Linked DNA regions of Mus musculus: all the other regions are linked to region 1. Evidence: chromatin loops called from intact Hi-C (ENCODE). Cell type or tissue: heart. All regions are shown on one strand. Links, peaks and the distances in the headings refer to the core of each region. The heading gives the core; the rest is flanking DNA. Region 1 holds the start of 2310015A10Rik (RIKEN cDNA 2310015A10 gene). Region 2 overlaps Rad51b (RAD51 paralog B). Region 3 overlaps Rad51b (RAD51 paralog B). Region 4 overlaps Rad51b (RAD51 paralog B).

Region 1 (5,416 bases), core at 190-5,189:
ATGGGGACAGTCATCCCCTTACTGAAGCCATGTCTACTCTGAAGGTTGTGAGGCTGGCCTCTTCAGTCAGAGCAGACTGAGGCTTCCCCTAGGCAGGGAGGAAAGAGTTAAGCCTGCTCAAGGCTGGGAAGGCGGGTTCAGCAGCTATAAACAGAGAGCCCTGGGAGGGAGGGAGGGAGGGAGGGAGGGAGGGAGGGAGGGAGCTGACACAGGATGTGGCCAGGGCTTGAGCTTGTCTGATTATTAACTTCACTTTTATTTGGAGGGGGATTCATTCTCTGTTTCACTTCCCATCAAGGAAGTGAAAGCCCAGGTCTCAGAGGGCCTGGTTTCAAATTGTTTTGTCACAGCTCATTTATTTTTTCCCCTTAAATAAATAAACAAAACCACCTCTTTGTTTCCCCCTTAATGAGCATTCCGCAGATCATCTGTGGCCGAGGCTTGAAAGGGGTTTTCAGGAGTCCTTCATGGGACAACTTTGGGTTTCATCTTTTAAAAGGAACAAGAAAGGATCTCTCCGTAGGCATAAACCTTCTCCAAGCTGTCCCAAGCTCTTCTTTCCTGCCTCTTCCTGGGACCCTCAGCCTACACCCCAAGTCTTGCCAAGCACTTAGCCCAGCGGTTCTCAGCCTTTCTAATGCTGAAACTCTCTAACACAGTTCCTCATGCTGTGGTGACCCACCCCCACACACCCCCAACCCATAAAATCACCTTCATTGCTACTTCATAACTGTAATTTTGCAACTGTTGTGAATCATAATGTAAATATCTGTGTCTTCCGAGGGTCCTTTGACAAACCCCCCGGGGGCGCGACCCACATGTTGAGAACCACCGGCTTAGGCCGGTCTTCAGTTGGTCCTGAGCCTGCCAGCCTGATTGTCTTCCCTTTGCCCATAGCCCAAGCCATACAGAATTGCACAGAGGGGGCTCTGAGGGCCCATCTTCTCAGTCTGGTTCACACCTATGGTTTTGGTTCCTACCGCACACACCCTGACAGTTCTACTCAGAATAACTTTCAGTAAACACACAAAAGGATTCCATTACAGGGCTTAAGGAAACACCATTATACATACTCCTGTGCTGAAGGTTCAAAACACCTGTGAATAACTCCTAGGCCCCAATCCAGATTAAAACCTATTCAGTCGCTTGGTAGTCCTCTTGCAAGGACCCGTTCCTGCATGACCTACGTACCCAGTAAGACGACCAATTTCATGATGGGCCTGACACTCATGGGTCCTCAGGATTCAGAAGGGAAGGGTGCAGCCACAAAGACTGAGAGTTGCAGAAGCCCAGTGATGACAGCATGTAGGTGGGCTAGCCAGGAAGAGGCACCTTCACTGGAAACAAAGGGGGAAATCAAGAAAGCTTCTTAGTGGGGGCTGACAGAGGAAAAGAATATTCTAGAACCTGAAAACTACAAATGCTAGAACAACCCCGATGTGTAAACTAGGCAAAGAGGAGGAGCCGTGGGGTCTTCTGTCCCTCGGATGACATCAGAATGATTGAGAAACTGGAAATGAGCTGATCACATATAGCACTGGAGCAGCTAGTCCTTGACCCTGGGTTGGTACGGCCCGAGGGCATCTACTGGAATACCACCTTGTCTCGGACCCTGCCACTGGGCTGCCAGGCAACAACAGCCTGGTGATCACTCTGACCTACTTCAACCACCCATGACTTTTAAGCTCTTTGAATATAGGGCAAAAAGAACTAGGAGGCGACTGGGACAAATCCAATCACTGACCGAAGCGCTGGCCCTGCCTACTAATGGCTAACTGATGGCATTTCCAAACACCCCAGGGAACGTGCCAGGGCCTCGAGTTTTCTTCCCGTTCTTAGAAATTCCTCCCCACGCCCATGGCATTACGGTTTCCAAATCCCAGGCCCGCCGCGGGGCTCGGTGGCCGGACCCCTGGCCGCGCCCGGAGCGGCCAGGAGCTGGTTAAGGGCGCCAAGATGGCCGGCTTGTTTTGCTCGCCGAGGCATCACGCGGAGGCTGCCCTTTGCCTCCGGGGCCGCGGTCAAGGTTCCGCCGCCCTCTCTGGCAGGCTGCCCCGGCCGGCCCGAGCGAGCCTCCTCCCCTGCGCCCTGGAGCCTCGCGAACCTTCGAGACCGGGGCGCGGCAGAGCGACAGCGCGGCCAGCCCGGAGCTTCGGGGCCGCTGCTGGCCCTTCGGCATCTCGGAGCGTCTGTCGCCCGGGCGAGCAGACTGCGGCCGCCCCGCCGGTCTTCCCCAGCCGGCCTTTCACGCCGCTCAAGCAGCCGAGGTCGTTCGATGGGCGTGGCAACACTGCCCTCCACTGGCCAGTGTGCCGAATGGCACACGCGGGGCCATCCTAACTGCCCTGGACCACCGGGCACTGAGACCCTTTCTACAGGGTTCTCAAAAGCGTACACCACACTTCCCTAGGCGTCTTCCCATCTGTTGGTCGGACTCCAACTCAGAGTTTGTATTTTATGGCATTCCAGGGTGAATGTTGCTGCTGTTGGCCGCTGGTCCTGAATCTACCAGCTCAGCCCACTTACTTAGGCCAGGGTTCTATCATCCACTCCAGTATACAGTATGCAGACAGAGCACAGAGGACCCTGATGGAGCTCTCAACCATATGGCACTTAGCGGGATAATTTCACAAATCTAAGATGACACTTGAGAAAGTTTTAAATCTTAAGTGTACGGCTGTTTGCCTATATGTATTTCTATGTACCGTGTGCCTGCAGTGCACTTTGAGGCCAGAAGAGGACTTTTTAAATCCCCTGAACTGGAATTACAGATGGCTGTAAGCTTGTAAGGTTGTAAGCACGTGAGTGCTGGGAATTGAACCTGGGTTTTCTGGAAGAGTAGCCAATGACCTTTACTGCTTATCCGTCTCTCCAGCCCCTTGAAAAAGTTTTAATTCACTTATAAAATATATATGCATATATGTATATGTGTGTATATATTTTATATAGTTATTTAAATCAGGGCAGTTTTCAAGACTGGATTCCCTCCTTCTAACATGTGGATTCTGTAGATTCTAACCAAACTCAGATCATCAGGCCTGTGAATCACCTTCACCAAACTGAACCATCTCACCAGGCCCAGTTTGGAAAAGTTTCCATGTTCTTATAGAGGAAAATATTAAGGCACTGAAAGAAGACATAAATAGGGAACTACAAACAGTCCCCAGTTTATCATAATTTCACCTGTAAGGTGAAACATAAATAATATACATTCAGTAGAAACCACAGTTGAATTTTTAATTCTGGGTTTTCCCCCGGACTAGCAATAAACACAGTATTCTTCTGCGGGAAGTTCCTACAGTCGTGAGTGGGAAGCAGACAGTGGTCTATAGTGTACTGCATGGCACAGTGGTGACGTCTGGTACGTTACGGAAGCAGGTGTACTCTCCACGCTACCTGGCCTTTTCAGTTCATTGAAGGGATTGTTGGGACAGGGCTTCACTGCGAATCAAGGAGCATGTGTGATTTATACTGGGCTGTGTGGAAGCTGTCACAAAAGGCCTTTCTGTGGAAATTCTAAAGAGGGGTCTAGAAGAAGGGAGCAGGAAGGTCCTGGAGAGAACCCAAGAAAGCGCTGGGTGTGGTGAGCAGAGGGGACCAGAGCATTGCCACCCATCCAAAGGCTGAAGGACAAAGCTATGGGAACAGAAGAGAGACCAATGGGCAAGGTCCAGACATCTGGTACCCAGGACCTCCCTCTTAAGAAGAGACCCTGGGACCCAAGATCTTAGCCACACCCAGAATGCTACCTCACCTTTAGGAACCCTAGCCAGGTACTCCTGGGCTTCTCACTGACTGAGTCCGATTTGTTTCAGCCCTTCCTTGAAGCCTGAGGGAGAATCATATTTGATATAACCAGATGCGTTGGGCAGTTGTAAGAAGACAGCGTGCCATCTTCCCACCCATGCAGTTCATGTTTTGTCTGGGGCCAATTTCTTCTGTGAACATTGTTAAGGGCCTGTTGTATGCTTGGGGCTGATGTCACAATTCCAACATGTGAGGAGGACCTCAAAGGATGCGTGCAAGCTCATGCTAGCTTTGCCCTGCCGCTCCAAGCACTTTGGAGAGCAGATAGGGGGACACGCTATCTTTCCCTGAGTCTCGGTTCTCACCCCTCCTATTTATTCCCCTCCCTAATGACTCTAGGGTTGGCCGGGTTAGCACACAGCAACCACAAATGTTGTTGTCAGGATGCTTGTTGCCTGTAGGGTGCCCATGCCAAGCTGAAGATGAGGATGGGACAGACAGCCTCTGCCTGTCTACTGCTCAGGCTTCTGTGGAGAACATTCTCTATTGGTCCCTGCACCCTGCATAACCCTTTCTTCATCAGAAGAATGGGGGAATCAGGATAACTAAGCTCAGCCTCCCAGCACTCAGTCTGGGATAAAGAAGACAGGAAAGTTTATCTAGGGCCCCCATACCACTCCAGTGTTATGTCTTGGGGGGCGGGGGGGGGGGAGTCCATGGATTCCAGGCCCATTGAGCCAGGGAGAGGAACACATAAGAACAACAACAACAACAAAGAAACAAAGTAAGTCACTTTCCAATTCAAAACCAGTTCTGGGTTATCTCCAGCAGCAAGTAACTTAATCTCTCTGAGCCTCAGTTGCCTCATCTGGGAAATGGGGAGAGCACAGCATTCTGCCTCGTCGGAAGATTCTGAAGATTAATAATGATCACTTCTCGGGTGCTGACTCGGTGCCAGGCACTAAGGGCTTCTCATGAGGTCATGTGTGGAAGTACTGGCCTCTGGCAAGCCGGGAGTCAAGCCCCATCATGGGAGCCACGAGTGCAATTTCACAACCGCCCTGGTGCTCAGCACATGTGGTTAACATTTAATAGGTGGAAGTTTAGCAAGCCCTAGGCATATAGTAAGCACTCAATAAATGGCCTTCATTATGAGCCAGAGAATGGGGATCTGTGTGCGGAAGTCCCATGACAAAGAGTATGGAGAGGTAGGCGGCCGGAGATGTCAGCTCACCCTATTTCTTTCTCCCCAGGAAGGCCAGCCCCATGTGTGCTAGGCCGCTCCCAGGCTGGGACGGCAGCTCTTACTCACCCTACCCAGGGAGAAGGTTAATTAGCCTCTCAGCCTGCAGGAGCACCCCAGATGAAAGGTGCTGAATATGAGTATAAGGTGTGACCCCCATATTTATAACTGAGGCTCCCTTAGGTGAGGAAGGGTGGGGGCGGAGAGGCAGGCAAATGAGGGCCTTGCCTTGTTTATGACAGAGGTTCTCAGGAAAGGGAGCTGGCTGCGGTGGTGGCTGAGTCTGAGAAAAGTTTCCAGGGGTGGGGTGGGGCTGCTGAGAGCCTGAGCGTGGAAGGGGTTGGGGGTCTGAAAGGGTCCGGAGGCTGCAAAGCTGAACGCTGTTCCAGCAACTCCTCCTGCAACTGCATCCTGCAAACTGCAAGG
Region 2 (5,416 bases), core at 235-5,234, 770 kb before region 1:
TCAGAGTACACCAGTAAAGTTACAGAGCCTTGTCCTCTTGAGGAAACTGCTCTCTCCAGAATGTGAAGACTGGGACAAAGAACATTCTGTTTAGAAGCAACAGTGATGCAAAAATATGGCACCTGAGTATCCTTTTGAAGGTCAGCCGTAATATATATGAGTGGGTGTTATTTCCCTTCAAAACAACCATGGGATATTATATACTCACTTTATGTATGTTTGCTTTTTTTTGATGGGCAGGTCTAGCCCTTCATATAGCCTTTTAAGTATTTTCTGTGGTTTGTGGATTATTTTTGATTTTCGAATAGTCTGTCATTTAGAATCTGAGTAATAGACTTAAAATGTAAATGAGATGTGAAGTAGTACAGGGAATCGTTTGCCTCCAGGGCTGATTCTCAAGGAAACTACCATGAGATATCGAAAGGATGTTTGTGTAATAGTAGTAGAATAAGTTCTTCACTGATACAGCTCACAAATGTGACTCATCTATCTATGTACATTACAGAGGCATGTTAACATATCCATCCCGTTATAGGCTACTTATTCATGGGATTGAAACCATTGCATTATACATGTCAAGAGCACATTACCAATGAGCCCCAGCCCCAGGTCCACACACCACACCTCTTCCACAATCTCCTTTTCCATCTTCAAGCATTATTAGAAAAAGCCGGATGTTGTACACTACTTAGAGAGTCCCTTAGTACACTGGTGCCTAGAAACTACAAAGATTCTGGGAGTTGAAAACGTAAGAGAGACACTGTCACAGGCACTGAGGGCTGGCAGGCTGTAGGTATCCTTGCATTAGGAAAGGATTTGTGTGGTCGTAAACAACTCACACGAAACACACAAACAGGAGTCAAGGGGGCTGGAGAGGGGAGGAGAGTCATGGAACCTTTGTTTTAACTAAGCAAGGAGAAGATGGGGCTGGCTTCTTGGGCTCCCTCACCTCCGAGAGTTGGAATCCCTGGAGTGATTTTGGAAAACCACTGTAGAGAGTCAGGTGTTTAGAGGGCCAGAAAAGGACTTGTATACAGAACAGGAAGACTTCATTCCTTCCGTACTCTTCTGAGATTATTACAAAACAATTTAAAGTTTTGCATTTACCAATTGTATACTTTCTTTCAAAAGTCATAATAAGAGTCCTTCAAATGTTTTAATTTTGTGACACCTTTGTATTTTCACAGTTCTCTAAGTTTAAACACTTCAAATTGAAAAATCAGGAGAAGCTTTACCCAAAAGTAGAGGAATTCTTTTGTGAGTAATATTCTGACTGAATAGCCCAAGCCACCGCCCACCCCACACACCCCAATCTCCATGGATCTAAATGCAAGGCCTCAGACTGGTTCCGCCAGGTTCATTGGAGGCCACTTGTTAAAAACAAAGATTTCATATTGTAGGGCTGGTGATGTAGCTCAGTGATAGAGCTCTTGCCTAGCGTGCACTAGGTCAATGTTTGATCTCAGTATTGCAAAACCCGAAAGAAACAAAGAGACAAAACGACTTCTTGATTCTGACACACTGAATTAGAACCTTCAGGGTAGGGCCTAGGTATTTTAGTACATTCTCAGCACAAGAGAATAGTTTCTAAAAGTAGATGTAGACTATACTCCGACTCCTGACAAGGACACTGGAAAGGTGGAATGGTGCTAGAATGTGGGAAATGAATAAATAGCATCGTGTAGAGCTTGTTCTCTGAAGTTCTGGAGACCAGAGTGTGATTAGTGGGAATCCACTGACAGTAACACAAATATTGTGTGTAAAAATTTACTCTGAGTGTCTGGTCATTCACTAGCTCTGTGACTTGAACAAAATATTTAATAATTCCTCAGTAGCTTATTTTCTTTTTCTCTAATATAGAGATTTTTTGGATTTGATTCCTCAGCACTGCAAAGGCAAATCAATAACAATAGCAGCAGCAGCAGCAGCAACAACAAAGATCATTATTGCTGTTCCTTTAGCATACAAAGGAGCTATCTGGTCTCTACTGTGAATTTTTTTTTTTAATGGTCAGTTCTATTTAGTAAGGAGGGGGAAAGAAAAGCCTAAGAATATTATATAAATGTATATGCTGGGGGAAGAAGGGCTTCTTTCATTTCTTTGGAAGGAGATTTTCTTTTCTTTCTTGGATATTTTCTTTACTTACATTTCAAATGTTATCCCCTTTCCCGGTTCCCCTCCCCTCCCCCGCCCCCGGAAACCCCTTATCCCATCCTACCCCACCCCCCACCCCACTTCTATGAGGGTGTTCCTCCACCCGCCCACCCACCCACTCCCACCTCCCCACCTTCAGTTTCTCTACACTGGGGCATCTATCGAGCCTTCATAGGACCAAGGACCTCTCCTCCTATTGATGCATGACAAGGCCATCCTCTGCAACGTGTGCAGCTGGAGCCATGTGTACTCCTTGGTTGATGGCTTAGTCCCTGGGAGCTCTGGGGAAACTGGTTGGTTGATATTGTTGTTCTGGAAGAAGATTTTCAAGTGACAGTCTCAGTTTTCATTTCTGCAGTGCTCGCTGGTCAAAAGAGCTGTGATAGAGCAGACACAGTAGATGGCGCTGTAGGCTTATTTTTAAAAGAAGCTAGTGTAGGGGTAGGGGTGGAAGGAGAGATTAACGTGCATTGTGATAAGCCCCGCCCCTAGGACTTTGTATCCATGTAAGTGCCTTTAAGAAGTAAATTTTGGGGGGTAGAGCTAGAGTATAACTTCAGTAAAAATCAATGTCTTAGCTGCTCTATTTGTGTGAGTTTTGTCACTTGGAAATTATTACTTGTGCTTCAAGCTATAAAATGTAAAGGAGTTATTTTCTTTTAAGACATTTTCTTATGTATGAGGGTTCCCCCCTAATTGTCTTTGTATTTTAATATTTCCATTTCTTCCTAGTTTTTTCTGGCCCTTTTTTGTTATCTAATAAAAATATGGTTATGAAGTTAAATTGAATGACATCAATTATAATGTAGTCACATTTTTAAATTCAAGTTTTCACATTAAATACACATTCAAGTAGCATGGGTCACATTAAGGATAATTTAGTTTTAAATTTTATTTTATTTTATTATGTGAATGGGTGTTTTTCCTGCTTGTATGTGTATGCATTGTGTGTATGTTTGGTACCTGTGGAGGCCAGAGGAGGGTGCCAGATCCCTGGAACTAGAGTTACAGTGCGGGTCTGGGAATCAAATCCTAGATCCCCTAGAAGAGCAACCAGTGCTCTCAGTGACTGAGTCATCTTTCCAGCTCATATGTGTGTGTGTACATATGTGTGTATATGTATGTACGTGTGTGTTTGTGATCTTCTATGTTTTATGTGGTAGAACTTGTTTAATCTTTGTAATAACTATGAGAACTGTTATCCCCCTTTCTCGATAAATTGTCTCAGATGCTTAGTAGATTGCTAAGTTCTCATACTGAGTCTGAACTGCAGCTACTGTAGGAATTTCATCTGTGGATTGAAGTTACAGATTTTGAGCACATACTGTGTGCCAGGCATGCTGTATGCCAGGCAAACAACAGCGGTCAAAACTAACATGGGTGTTACCATTAAAGACCTTAAAATTATTAAATGTTCAACAGAGTTTTTTGGATGCCCGATGCCTTGATGTCGGTAAAAAGAAAACCCCAGGGAAATGGTCAGTAAAGTGCTTGCTGTGTAGTCCTAAGGATCCTAATGATACCTGCAGCACTCACAGGACAAGGTGGGTGTAGTAACCTGCGATCATAATCTCAGCTCGGGGGAGACTGAGACAGGGAAGTTCATGGGCATTGCTGGCCAGCTAGCCTAGCCACATTTATTAGGTCTGGGCCAAATGAGAGACCTTTGTCTTAAAAACCAAAGTGGATCACCCGAGGGATGTCTGAGATTGACCTATGGCCTCTACATACATGCATGTATAATCACAAGAGAGGGAGATAGATAGACAGAGAAGATGTGCTTCAGTCACTATCTCCTGGGTAGGCCAAGGAACTGAAAGTTCTTCAAAGAGAAAGATAGAATCATATTTACCTTAGACACATTAATATATTAATATTTTTGGATATATGTCTTTTATCCAAGGGGAAAACAAGACTTTCATGCTTTGCTCCTTCAACAGTTGAATTATGACTTTCTCCCTGACCGTTGAAGTATGAAATCAGGGAGGGAGATGGTTCTGGGGAAGTCGCTCAACATGCAAGCATGAAGAGCTGGGTTCTTATCCTCTAATCTCATGTAGAAACTGGACGTGGTGGTGTGCTCTGGTAACCTCAGTGCTGGGAGATGAAGACAGGGGGATCCTGGGAGCTCGCTGGCCAGCCATTTCAGCCAAAACAGTGAGCTTTAGGTTTGCTGAGACCTACCTCAAAAGTGAGGCAGTATGACTGAGGCAAGGGACCGGAGAGTCAACCTCTAGCTTCCCATAGGCATCTGGGTGGCTCTCACCCATGTACACTCATGTACACACATGCATATACTACATATACACACGAAATAAAAATGTAAAAATTAGTAAATAACAATGAGAAGAAAATAAGATAAAACTGGCTTCTAGGTAAGAGTTAGGAGGAGTAAGTGGAATCAAGCTACACCAGAATATCTAGACTTTGTGCTGATTAAATGACAATATTCAAAGCAAGGTGGTGGTAGTTGAAATAAGCAAGATTGAATTTTGTATTCTAAAATCATAAAAATGTTTAGATTGTTTCTCTAGTGCCATTTAATAAGTCTTCTGGCATCCAGCCATCCTAGGAGTACCCCACATTGGCACGGACCTTTTTCTTTAATTTTTTGGACATTTGGCTTTTTTTTTTTTTTCTATTGACTTCATGAGTAAGTTCCAACTTATTTTCTCATTGCTGCCAGGATTTCTTGATATTGAAGGAAACATGGCTGAAGAGAAAATGTGGACCAATCATTTACGTTGATGGATTTTGACCATGCTTTAGGTCTCCTGAAATTATGCGAAGTGTTAAGTATATTCTTAGGAGTGTATTTTGGGAAGAGAATCCATAGCCTTCATAAACTTCTCTATGGCTTTCATGGACAAATAAGGACAAAAGTCGTGGGGTTCTGCATGGCCTTGGGGTTTGGAGGTACATTTTTGGGGACCCTTTAGTTTTAGGATGTTCTATTTGGAAGTAAGGACTATCTGAAGTCAGGAAAATGGTTATTTTTTCCGGAAACAAAACAGGAAGGGAACACTAGACAAAGGAGAAATAGACACCTGGAACATTAAATCCCAAATCTCTGATTTTTATCACATTAAAACAGTGGGTCAAGGCACCCGATGCCAAGCCCGGCTGCCTGAATTCATTCTCTGGGACTGGGTAGTGAAAGGAGAGAACCAGCTGCCACAAGCCGTGCTCTGATCTCCAGGATGATCAAGTAGTTAACTTGTTAAACTTTGTCAGCTTGTTTGTTTAAGTTCTTTATTTTGAT
Region 3 (5,416 bases), core at 270-5,269, 610 kb before region 1:
CTCCCAGCACTGCTCTGTTGTGGAGAGAGAGAATGCTGGTCAATTGATTTGTTTGCTTCTACACAATTTCCTGTCTCATCACATTTTTTGTGAACCACATGTTTGAGACCGATGCTGCTGATGGAGCCCTTACAGAGTATAAGAAAGAGGTTCACCTCCACCAGGAAAACCTTGTGCATTTCAATTTTTTTTTTAAATTCCAGATCATTTTACTGGTAGTTCTCTCTGCTTTTGTGTGGAAAGTTGCACGGCCTTTAGGAAGAGCCTTCTTTCAAGTAGGAGAGCCTTGAAGACACTGTCTCCAGCGTATATGATGCCCATGGTAGCTTATGTGGCCCTGCTTGGGTTTTAGCATTTGTCAGTTAAGATGCACATGCAGTGCTCTCAGAGGCTTGAGTATTTTTCTTTTTTTTCTTTTTTTTTTTTTTGAGTATTTTTCTTAATGGAGGCTCTATGGTAAATCATAGTTAATTTTCATTCTAATAGGTCGTTATCTACTATGTGAAGTTTATTCATGAAGTATTTGGGGAAGCATGTGTTCAAGCTACAATGAATTATAAAATTTCCTTATTGATAATAGTGCATGCCCCCAAGTTTCTAGACAGTTTCAAAAATAGAAACTTTGGTAACATTTTTTTTTCCTTCAGAAGTGTTTTGTAGCTCTTTTTGTGTGTGTGTGTGAAAGTTTAAACCCTCAGCAGTAAGAGTTCCCAAGCTGACTTCATAACCTCTCTTCAATTCAAAGGGGTATTAGAGTCTGAGGAAGACTTACTTTGGGTACTGCTGTTGGGATGGTGGGGAACAACAGAACCATCAGCAGCTAAAAATGAAATATACAAGTATTTAGAACCCGTTCTAGGCTAGCACTCCATACATGGCTGTGCTGAACCTCCGAACATGGCCCGAAGGATTGGTTACCTGGAATTCAGAGAACTAGAAAACCTACTTTTCTTCTGAATTTCGTTTTTTTAAAACCATATTTATAAACAATTACTACATGTTAGTCCTTCATCTTCTTTGATGTCTTGATTATTTTAACAAATTTTTACACAATAAGTGGCATTGTGAAAAAATGAAAATCCTACATAGAAGTCTAATAGTAACAGTTACTGAGCTAGGTAATCTGAGGGTTTCAGAACTGAAGGAAGGCTCAGATACCTTTCAGACCACATTTGTAATTTGATAGATGAAAAGGCTGCTGTTCTAAAGTGTCTCAGCCTCGCCCAGAAGAACTAACAAGTGCAGAATTAAGAAAAGGCTGTCTGCATACTTCTACCATGGAAATGCTGGGGCCCAGAAACATTTTGAATTTTAGACTTCTTTGGATTGTGGAATATTTGCATCTATGGGTTTATATAGCATGGGAATGGGAAGCAAATCTAAATGTGCAACTTACTGTGTTCCATGCGTATCTCCTTCACGTGGCCTGGACATAATTTCATATCATACCTGTAGCATGCCTGCCAGCCTGTCACATGAGGTCAGGTGTAACATTTTCCATTTGTGGTCTCATCCTGGCCGTCAAAGGGTCTCAGGTTTTGGATTTTAGCATTATGGAAGCTGACCCTATAGATTTTAGTTCCAATTTCTGTTGTATTTTAGAAATAGCACTTTACAGATCCTCCATATCCTAAAAGTAATGATGTTGGTAACCATTAATTTTAAAATATGACAAGCCTATTAGTTTTGTTGTTTTTTTTTTTAAAGAAAAAAATGTTAATTTATGTTTGGTTTTTCAGAAAACCACAGTACCCCTTTCCAGATTGGAGAGAATTTCCTGGAGAAGGCTCCCTTTGATATACTGTTGACCATTTGTTTGAGGCTACAATGGGCTGTGATTTCTCAGTGATGGTCCTGGAAGACGGTGCTCAACCTGAGACCATAGAAGAAAAATTGTTCTGCTTCTGGCATATTCCATGAGATGACTAATAGATAGCTTTCAGGGAGACTAGTTCATGACAGACTTCCCACCACACCCTTTGCACAGCGTCCCCCCACCCCCCTCCTACTCAATCCCAACGTGCCTTGACTAAACTCAGTGAACAAGACCATTGTACGACTCGGAAGGAAAATGTCTAAAGTATAGAAAGTTCTAATGACTTGGTAGATGCCGTAAGGACTTTCTGAGCTGGAAGCTGAATCACTTGTGCCTCTGGCTTTATGGAGTATGCCCAGGTGGTGTAATTCTTCAGTGTAACACTGAGGTAATTTTTGCATCAGTCAAGGAAATGGTTTAAGTTTCAAGCGTATGAAAGGGCAAGCTATAATTGTTCAATTCCAGTGAAGCACGGGTGTGTTTCATTTTCTCCCTTTATTTCTTGCTGTCTTCTTTAGGTAAGACAAGCCAAGGAAGGAGTGTGCTCATATGAATCTGCAAGTGAGCTTTAAAGTCAGTGAATGCGTTTGAACGCCTGCATGTTATATAACACGCTTCTCTTGTAAATGTTGGACACTCCTTAGAGCGTGTCTCTCTCACTTAGAGAAGAGAGTTGCTTTCACATAGTGACAGACGGTGTGTAATGATGATACAGTGGAGAGAAGCAGAAAGTAAGGATTTATTTTTGCCCTCATTGTTGATTTTCATGTGATATGAGTTGAATAATTTACTTCATCTCCTGTATCTGCTGAGGTGAGTGGTAATATTTTCAGTGGCCACACAGAGGTGCTGGGAGAATGAAAAATAAATTTTCCCAAAACTCATTATGTTGCCTGGAAGATAGACGTATTTAACAAGCAGTCGATTTCATTTCCCATCTTGTTTTATAGCAGTCACCTATCACGTAATCAGAAGAGCCTTCACATTCGTGATCATTTTTCACAATGTCATGTGTAGAGGTTAGAATAATTGCTTGTGTCTTCAAATATGGAAACTAAAGCTCCCAGAATATTTGCTCGATTTGCGTTTGAACACCCCAGTTGCTGCAGTTAGATGGCCTCATATTGACTGTGAGTTGGGAGCTGTTGAAACCAGCTTTAATGTATGGACAGCCACTTCCTCTGTCATATGCACTTTGTCTATGCTTGACATTTTACATGTAAATATTTACTTTTTTTTTTAAAAAGCAGTTCCCGTTTTCATTATGAATTTTGTTTAAAAATTGCTGAGCTCACTAATCTCCTTACTTTTTAAAATTCAGCAAGAAGTTTGATAAAAGTTTATAAGCATGGAGCCAGAACACAAGTTTTAATTTTTTTTATTCAGTGTTCCTAGTTTCCAGTGCTATGACATGGCTGCTCTTTAGCACTTTTGACCCCAGACGTCGTGTTAGGAATTGCTTTTGTTTTTTCCTCACTCTTGCTCCCGCTTATCACCCTGTCATGTGGTTGTTGACTTTAGATTTTCATTTTCCTATCTGGAAATTATAAGCAGTTATTTATTAACCCGATTACTTTATGCTTCAATGGACTTGTCAGTGGGTGGCCTTGTGAATTATTTCAGCTTTTAGAGATACAGATCAACCGCGCCACCCTATACACACAACACAAAGCTGCCGACTCCGCTATTGTAGGACTTGTCATTGAGTGGCATTTGAAACTTGTAAGAGCACTCCCTCTGCTTTTTTTTTTTTTTTTTTTTTGCCTTTTTTTTTTGAATAATACTTAACATGGGTTTTATTTTCTTAGTAGACTTGAATAGTTGAAACTTGTCATTTCATAAGCTCTTGGATAGCACAAATGTTGAACAGGAATTACAGCATTCTTGGTGCGATTTAGTTCTAGTCATCAAAAGCAATCAATTTTACAGTAGAATTGTAAAACTTCAGAGCTAGGTGTAACTAATAACCAGGTATAGGCCTCTCAGTTTATTTAAGAAAAATCTGAAGATCAAAAAGACTAGGTAATTTGTTACTGCTCCATTCTTTAGGACTGGTGAAGTTGGGACTTGAACCCGGGATTCTTCACTTGTAGCTCAGAGTTCTTAATTAGGCTACATCTCCCATGCCTCTGAATCTTTGGCTCCACTTTTGAACAGCAGATGATGTCTCTACTTTGTACAACTTAGAAATATGATTGTTTTTGCTATTCCTTGCCAAGCTATATTGGAGCCTGAGTCAAAATGAAAGGCTAGCTATATTGACTTTGTCTTTATCATGGACTTTTAGCATTTTTAAATTGTATTAAATAATTATCTTAATCAGTAAATCCTTCACTCACGTCCTAGTTCTATTACTTTACTTTAATTTACCAACTATAAACCCCTCTTTTCAGCCTTCTGAAATAAATATGGCCATTTGGGGGATATTTTCTAGTTAATTAGGAAGTTGAAGCCAGTTGGGAGTTCTGTTATTCTCTTTCACTGTATGGTGCTTTGAGCCCTTATATAATGTGTGTGTGTGTGTGTGTGTGTGTGTGATTTATATGGATTAGCAATTGAAGAATGTTCTTTATAGCCCTATTGCTTTCATTGCTGTGCTTGGTTCTCTCAACAAATGTTTGACATAGGTATTGGGTACATTTTTCCCCCCTAAATAATCAAGTCTAAATCTCACAGACTTAAAGTGAAAGAATTAAGTCACTGATCACTGCTGATGTGTCTGGGGACAGACCTGACTTGCAACATTAGCATCATTTCTTCAGGTTCTACTTCTTTTCCTACCTTGAAGCGCCAAGCTTAAAACTCTCCTATACCAGCTGGGCAGGAGGAGATCCTCCCCTGAGTGCTCCAGCATGAGGTTGCAGAGTTGAGTAACCGACCCTCTGTAACTCCAATGCCATCCCTGAGCCAGACTGTGAGGCTGCAAGATGCACTTACATCACTGTTCAAATATGCTGCCTGTGCTCTAGCTTGGGGCAGAGTCTTAAGACCAGAACAGAGGAGATGTAACTCTTCTAAAGGAAGAAAGGATACCAGAAGCCCCTTCCAAAGGAAGTCCTAAAGCTGGTCCTGGTGGTCCTGGTCTGTAATCGTAGATATTGGGGAGGCTGAGCTAGAAGTATATCTTTGTTTAAATCCAACCTGGGCTACAGAGTCCAAGGCCAGTCTGGACAACTTAAAGAGGCTGTACCTCAAAGTGAAAATTTAAAAAGAAGGATAGAGCGTAGACAGCTTTGCCTGGTGTAATGGCTGGTTTTAATTATCACCTTGGCACAGGTAAAATTCCCTGGGAAAGACTCTCCATCAGGTTGGCCTGTGGACATCTCCTTGGGGGGCTTGTCTTGATTACATTAGTTCATGAGGGAACCCCAAATTAAAAGTAGGTGGTACCATAACCTGGGGTTTGGTGTTTAATTCTATAGAGAAAGTAAAGCTGAGAAATAAACCTGTATGCATTCATTTCTCTTTGCTGTTAACTGTGGATGTGATGTGACCAATGTTTTAAGTTCTTACCACCCTGGCTTCCTACTATGGTGGGTGGTGGCTTAAATTGTGAGTTAAAATAAACCCTTTCTCCCCTGAGACGCTCCTCGTCAGGTA
Region 4 (5,416 bases), core at 176-5,175, 390 kb before region 1:
GTATCAAGAAGCTTGGGATGCTCCACCCGGGGATCCATCCCATAATCAGCCACCAAACCCAGACACTATTGCACAATGCCAGAAAGATTTTGCTGAAGGGGCCCTGTTATAGCTGTCTCGTATGAGGCTATGCCAGTGCCTGGCAAATACAGAAGTGGATGCTCACAGTCATCTATAAGATGGAACACAGGGCCCCCAATGGAGAAGCTAGAGAAAGTACCCAAGGAGCTGAAGGGGTCTGCAACCCTATAGGTGGAACAACAATATGAACTAACCAGTACCCCCAGAGCTCGTATCTCTAGCTGCATATGTAGCAGAAGATGGCCTAGACAGATTTCTTCCACAATTAGGCTCTCACGCTACCTCTAACCCTGACTGGTAAAAATGTCATGATAAAGGGACTGGGAAGAGAGGCCCCTTGGTATTGCAAACTTTATATGCCCCAATACAGGGGAATGCCAGGGCCAAGAAGTGGGAGTGGGTGGGGAGGGGAGCAGGATGGAGGGAGGGTATAAGGAACTTTCAGTATAGCATTTGAAATGTATATAAAGAAAATATCTAATAATAAATAAATAAATAAAACCCAATAAAATAGCTAATCAAAGAGAAGAAGAAGAAGAAGAAGAAGAAGAAGAAGAAGAAGAAGAAGAAGAAGAAGAAGCAGCAGCAGCAGCAGCAGCAGCAGCAGCAGCAGCAGCAGCAGCAGCTTGAGATGGATAAATATATACGGAAAAGACTGAGCTGGAGAGACTTCTCAGGGTTAAAGCACTTGCTGTTCTTGCAGAGGAACCAGAATCAATTCCCAGCACAACCATCTGAGACTCCAGGGGCTTCCACACCGTCTTCTGGCAGACACAGATGTAGTATGCAGTCACAATGCCCATACACATAAAGTGAAATAACCATTTTAGAAGAAAGGATAAAATGAAGGAAGGAAGGAAGGAAGGAAGGAAGGAAGGAAGGAAGGAAGAAAGAAAGAAAGAAAGAAAGAAAGAAAGAAAGAAAGAAAGAAAGAAAGAAAGAAAGAAAGAAAGAAAGAAAGAAAGGGAGGAAGGAAGATAGACAGACTTAGAAAGAACAGAAATAGGAGCTGGCACAAAGATCATTGGGAAATATGTCTAGTTATTTGGCTCTGGCCAGTGGATTATCTGGCCTGGGATTCCTCAACCAGACCATTCTTGACATCTGGAACCAGCTGCCCCTTGACTGTTTAAGGCTGTCCTGTACATTGTTCTGTGTTAGCTGGAGGTCTGCCTTTCCCTAGTGAGGAGATGCCAGTGGCACCACCTCCTACCATTTGTGACAACCAAAATATATCTCTAGACATTAGTAAATAACTACAAGTCAGGGTCAGGGGAGAACTGTTCTCCATAGAGATTCACTAATCTCAGATATATTGTCTTTGAAAGCCACATCAGAAGATATTTTGTGAGAGGATAGAATGGCCTTCTGAATTATAACCTCAAAAGTTAGAACTTTAGACATTTCCTAACCGGTACAAATACACATTAGTTTTGTTATTCTTTATTCATTCATCCAGAAAGGCAGCTATTGAAAATGACATGTCAGGAACCTTGCTAAGTCTAGACAAAAAGCAGAACTTACCCACAAGCTCTTAGAATTTAAACCTATTCAAACGCTACTCCGTAGAGTTGGTTTGCTCACCAGTGCTAATGAAGTTAAAGTTTTGAAGTTGTGTTTCATTATGTGCCTTTAACGTGGATTAGCCACATCATTTATTAGACCAGTACAAATGTCCTCAAGTCTACTTTGAATCCTATTGGTAGGATGTTGGAAGATTCCTGAGATATGAAGGTAATATCATTAAAGCTGAAAGACTCAGAGTCCAATGAAAACCTTTCATTAAATGGCTTTCAGTACATGTTTTAGTTGGTTGGTTGGTTGGTTGGATTTTTCACTGGCCCATCTGGGCCCAAACTCACTCATGATTCTACCCAGCCTTACGTTGTAGTGTATTCCTTTAATTTACTCAGGCCTTTCTTCCTAAATGAGACATTATACCTAGAAAAAACCAGATACTTCTTATTTTACTCTTAGCTCTAATCTATTAGAAGAAGTTCATACATCTTGTAATTTGCTGCTAATTCCCTACCAGTGCTTGGTCGCATGGGTGGGCATTTTAGTTACAGGCAAGAGGGATAAGGAGATGCTACTGACATGGGCTGAAAGATGATGCTTAGGTCCTACAATGCCACCAAGAGCCAGTACAACTAAGTGATCAGTTCGAAGAATTTCCAGATCACTAGCTGAGTGGCACATTCAACTTTAAACCCACACAGGTTTGGGGAAGTATACTCGCCCCTGATCTGTGGTCTGAAGTCTGCTAGTGAGTTCAAAATTCTTTGAACTGATCACTTTTTGTCATTGTCGATCCCAAGGCCGTACTCTAAGAGGCACGGTGTGAACAGGGAACTCCCGAGAGGGTGGGTGGAGAAGAAATTTTGAGGGAATGGGTGGAGGTATAAGTAGTCTTTTGGTGTGCGACGTGTGCATCTGTGCTTCCATTTGCATACGTGTTTTATTAAATTAGTCAGTGACTCCTGAAAGTTTCTTCTTTTTACTTTTCAAAGGCAAAACCCACTTGTAGAAATAAGCTTAATTTATTTTATTTTTTATTATTTTTTAAAGATTTATTTATTTTATATATATGAGCACACTGTAGCTGTCTTCAGACACACCAGAAGAGGGCATCGGATTCCATTACAGATGATTGTGAGCCACCATGTAGTTGTTGGGAATTCAACTCAGGATATCTGGAAGAGCAGTCAGTGCTCTTAACCTCTGAGCCATCTCTCCAGCCCAATTTATTTTATTTTTTGCGATTACAATATAATTTCCCCCTTCTCTTTACTCCCTCCAAAACCTCCCATAGATTTATTGTTAGTCTCTTTCAAATGCATGGTATCCTTTTTCATTAATTGTTGTTGTTGGTTTTGGTGGTAGTGATGGCATATATTCCTAAATACATGAATACAACCTGCTCAGTCCATATAATGTTACTTTTGTGTGCATGTTCTCAGGGCTGACCATTTGGTAGAATAACCAATTGATGCGCTCGTCCCTGGGGAAAGACCATTTCTCCTGCGTTCAGCATTCCTTAGTTGCCTGCAATTCTTTTGTACAGGGTTGAAATCTTTTGAGCCTTCCTCCATCAACATTAGCATGTTTATTGCTGTCCTCCTTGTTCAGTTCATCTTTAGGCTGCCATGTTGGTGAGACTTTATGGGTATAGCTTCTGACATTTCTAAGAGGCACAGTTTCACACCAACTCCCTGTATTTCTGGCTCTTTCCACCCCTCATCCACAATGACACCTGAGCCTTAGTAACAGGGGTTGGGTTGTGGATGTATCGGTTGGAAGTGGACTCCACAACTATACATTTTGATTGGCTGTGGTTTCTTTAATGGTCACCATCTGTTGCGAAGAGAAGTTTCCTTGATAAGGGGTGAGGACTACACGTTTAGGGCTAGACCCTGGAGAATGTTGTCTTGATTTTCTTAGTTTCTGATCACTTTATTGAGTGAAATAACCAGGTGGACTAGGGAAGGAAATAAATTTTAAACCTTCCCTTCTTCTGAAGATATTTGTCTGTTGTTTATGTAACAGGGATTGTACTATCACAGGAAATATTACTTTAAAAATGAACCAATACTCAAAAGGTAAGCATCTTCCAAACTGGCTGTCTGAGCTGGTGTCAGCAATAGGCAAGTCTCACAATTGGTAGCTGCCTTTAATCCCACCTGGAAATAATGACCATTAGAGAACATGTTTGTTTGGTTTCTTTTCTAGCAAAAACAAAAACAAGACAAAACAAAAAAGACCTTAAAAGATTACACAGGGGGACAAGTGAAATGGCTCAGCAAGTACAGGCATTTGCCACCAAACCTGATAAGCTGGACTTGATTCCCAGGCCTCACATGAAAGAAGGCAAGAACCAACCCCAACAGCTTGTCCTCTAACCTCCACAGGTGTGTGTCAGCATGCATCATGCTTATGGGCACGCATGCACATGCACACACAAACACTTATTTTTAGGGGAATACACATTTTTAGTGTGTATGTGTGTGTGGGAGGGGGTGTAACAGAGTTACAGACAACTTGTAAAGCAGTCATTTGCCTCCCATGTGAATAGCCACATGTCTGGTCTCAGCATTGTCCACTGGCCGCTTTCTCTAGCCAAGACTCCTCCCCCCACGCCCCCAGCCCACAAAGGAAACTGTTGCAATCTATAGATCTGACTAAGGAAATTTGTTTTAGGGTCAGAATAAAAGGTACCCCCCAAGTCATGTCATGCTCTAGCATTCTGTAATACTGCCTACTGGTAAAAAGGAATTATGTCTTAAATATACAATAACAAGAGTTCCATAAAAATCATTGTGTCCCCTTTAGAACCAGGGGTGTCTCTCCAAGGTCACCAGTAAAAGTTCCACTCCACTATCCACCAATCATGGACAACAGTTGTGTTTAAAAAGTGGGCTTGTCGCTGTTTTTCATGCAGGATGATTACTCAGTGGCCATGACCTTCTGGGTTGAACGGAAAGGGCTCTGCAGAGTTAGACAGCACAAGGACAGGAGTCGCCGTGGGAGTGTGCTGCAAACAGAGATGGGCTAAGTTACTCAGTTGCCATCTGTCTCTGTTTTGCTAACTCATTAGCTCGGACACCACATTGTGTTAATCCGCACTTCCCCTGGCTATGAGCTTAATCCAAGTCTCCAGGGAACAGAGGGACTGCTCAGCCTGACTCTCTCCTCAGCTGGGTGGCAACTTCTCCACATGGGCAGCATGCCAGACCTGCCACCCTTCCCTGCCACATCATATGGAGGTGAAGCCTCCCCCTCCCTAGCCTCGGCAATTAAAATGGAAGCCTCTGGATGTTACTATTCTTCCTGGCAATGTGATACATTTTGCTCTTTCTCTTCTTAGTATTCCTTCTCTGTACCCCTTCCAGGCCCTTGATAGTTTTAAGCTCGTCATAGAAGAAGCTTGGTGACATTAGGTACCCCACCCATCCCACAGGCTCTTGCATGCTTTCTGAATCTCTTAAAAGAGCCCATACCAAAGCTAAGAGCCAATAAGCAAGGCTGAATTCATTTCCCAGAACTAACCACCACCACCACCCCCCACCCCCTGAGAAGGCAAGGCTTTAACTAGCATTAAGAACATCCAATAGTTCTGAGAGTAATTCTTTAGAAATGTTGGAGGCTAAAGAGATGGCTCAGCAGTTAAGAGCACTCACTGCTCTTACAGAAGACCTGGGCTTCAGTCGCAGCACCCACATGGTAGCTCCTAGCCATCTACAACTCCCAGGCACTCATGTGGTGCACATTCATGAACATACATTAAATACAACTTTTAAAAAATTTTAAGAAACAGTCTCTCCCCCCTGCCCCGCCC

What was found. A loop is a pair of places that touch in the nucleus more often than their neighbours do. Peaks named below come from ENCODE experiments on the same cell type or tissue, not always from the same donor. Only the 100,000 strongest peaks of a DNase experiment are listed, where the experiment ranks them.
Region 2: it touches region 1 in a loop (5-fold over the local background); 41 of 42 quality-filtered maps call a loop at or near these places.
Region 3: a loop joins it to region 1, with 3 times the contacts of the local background. A loop is called at or near these places in 13 of 42 quality-filtered maps.
Region 4: it touches region 1 in a loop (3-fold over the local background); 4 of 42 quality-filtered maps call a loop at or near these places.

What each region holds. Positions count from the first base shown.
Region 1 is chr12:80,130,623-80,136,038 of GRCm38, forward strand. 2310015A10Rik (RIKEN cDNA 2310015A10 gene) reads right to left here and starts at 2,222. Exons shown (of 3, transcript NR_033514.1): 1 at 2,105-2,222; 2 at 1,192-1,337. In heart, for the core only: a CTCF peak has its summit at 2,331 (motif pointing left); DNase peaks (open chromatin) are centred at 857 and 2,119; H3K4me3 peaks cover 2,006 bases; H3K27ac peaks cover 3,286 bases.
Region 2 is chr12:79,356,447-79,361,862 of GRCm38, forward strand. The region is part of intron 7 of Rad51b (RAD51 paralog B); the gene reads left to right. Among named protein-coding and RNA genes, the nearest start is that of Rad51b, 62 kb to the left of the region's middle. In heart, for the core only: CTCF peaks have their summits at 2,536 (motif pointing right) and 3,132 (motif pointing right); a DNase peak (open chromatin) is centred at 2,515.
Region 3 is chr12:79,522,705-79,528,120 of GRCm38, forward strand. The region is part of intron 7 of Rad51b (RAD51 paralog B); the gene reads left to right. Among named protein-coding and RNA genes, the nearest start is that of Rad51b, 230 kb to the left of the region's middle. In heart, for the core only: a CTCF peak has its summit at 2,653; no DNase peak of the experiment used is centred there; H3K27ac peaks cover 590 bases.
Region 4 is chr12:79,737,737-79,743,152 of GRCm38, forward strand. All of the region lies in intron 8 of Rad51b (RAD51 paralog B), which reads left to right. Among named protein-coding and RNA genes, the nearest start is that of Gm36048, 58 kb to the right of the region's middle. In heart, for the core only: a CTCF peak has its summit at 2,705 (motif pointing right); DNase peaks (open chromatin) are centred at 1,175 and 4,685.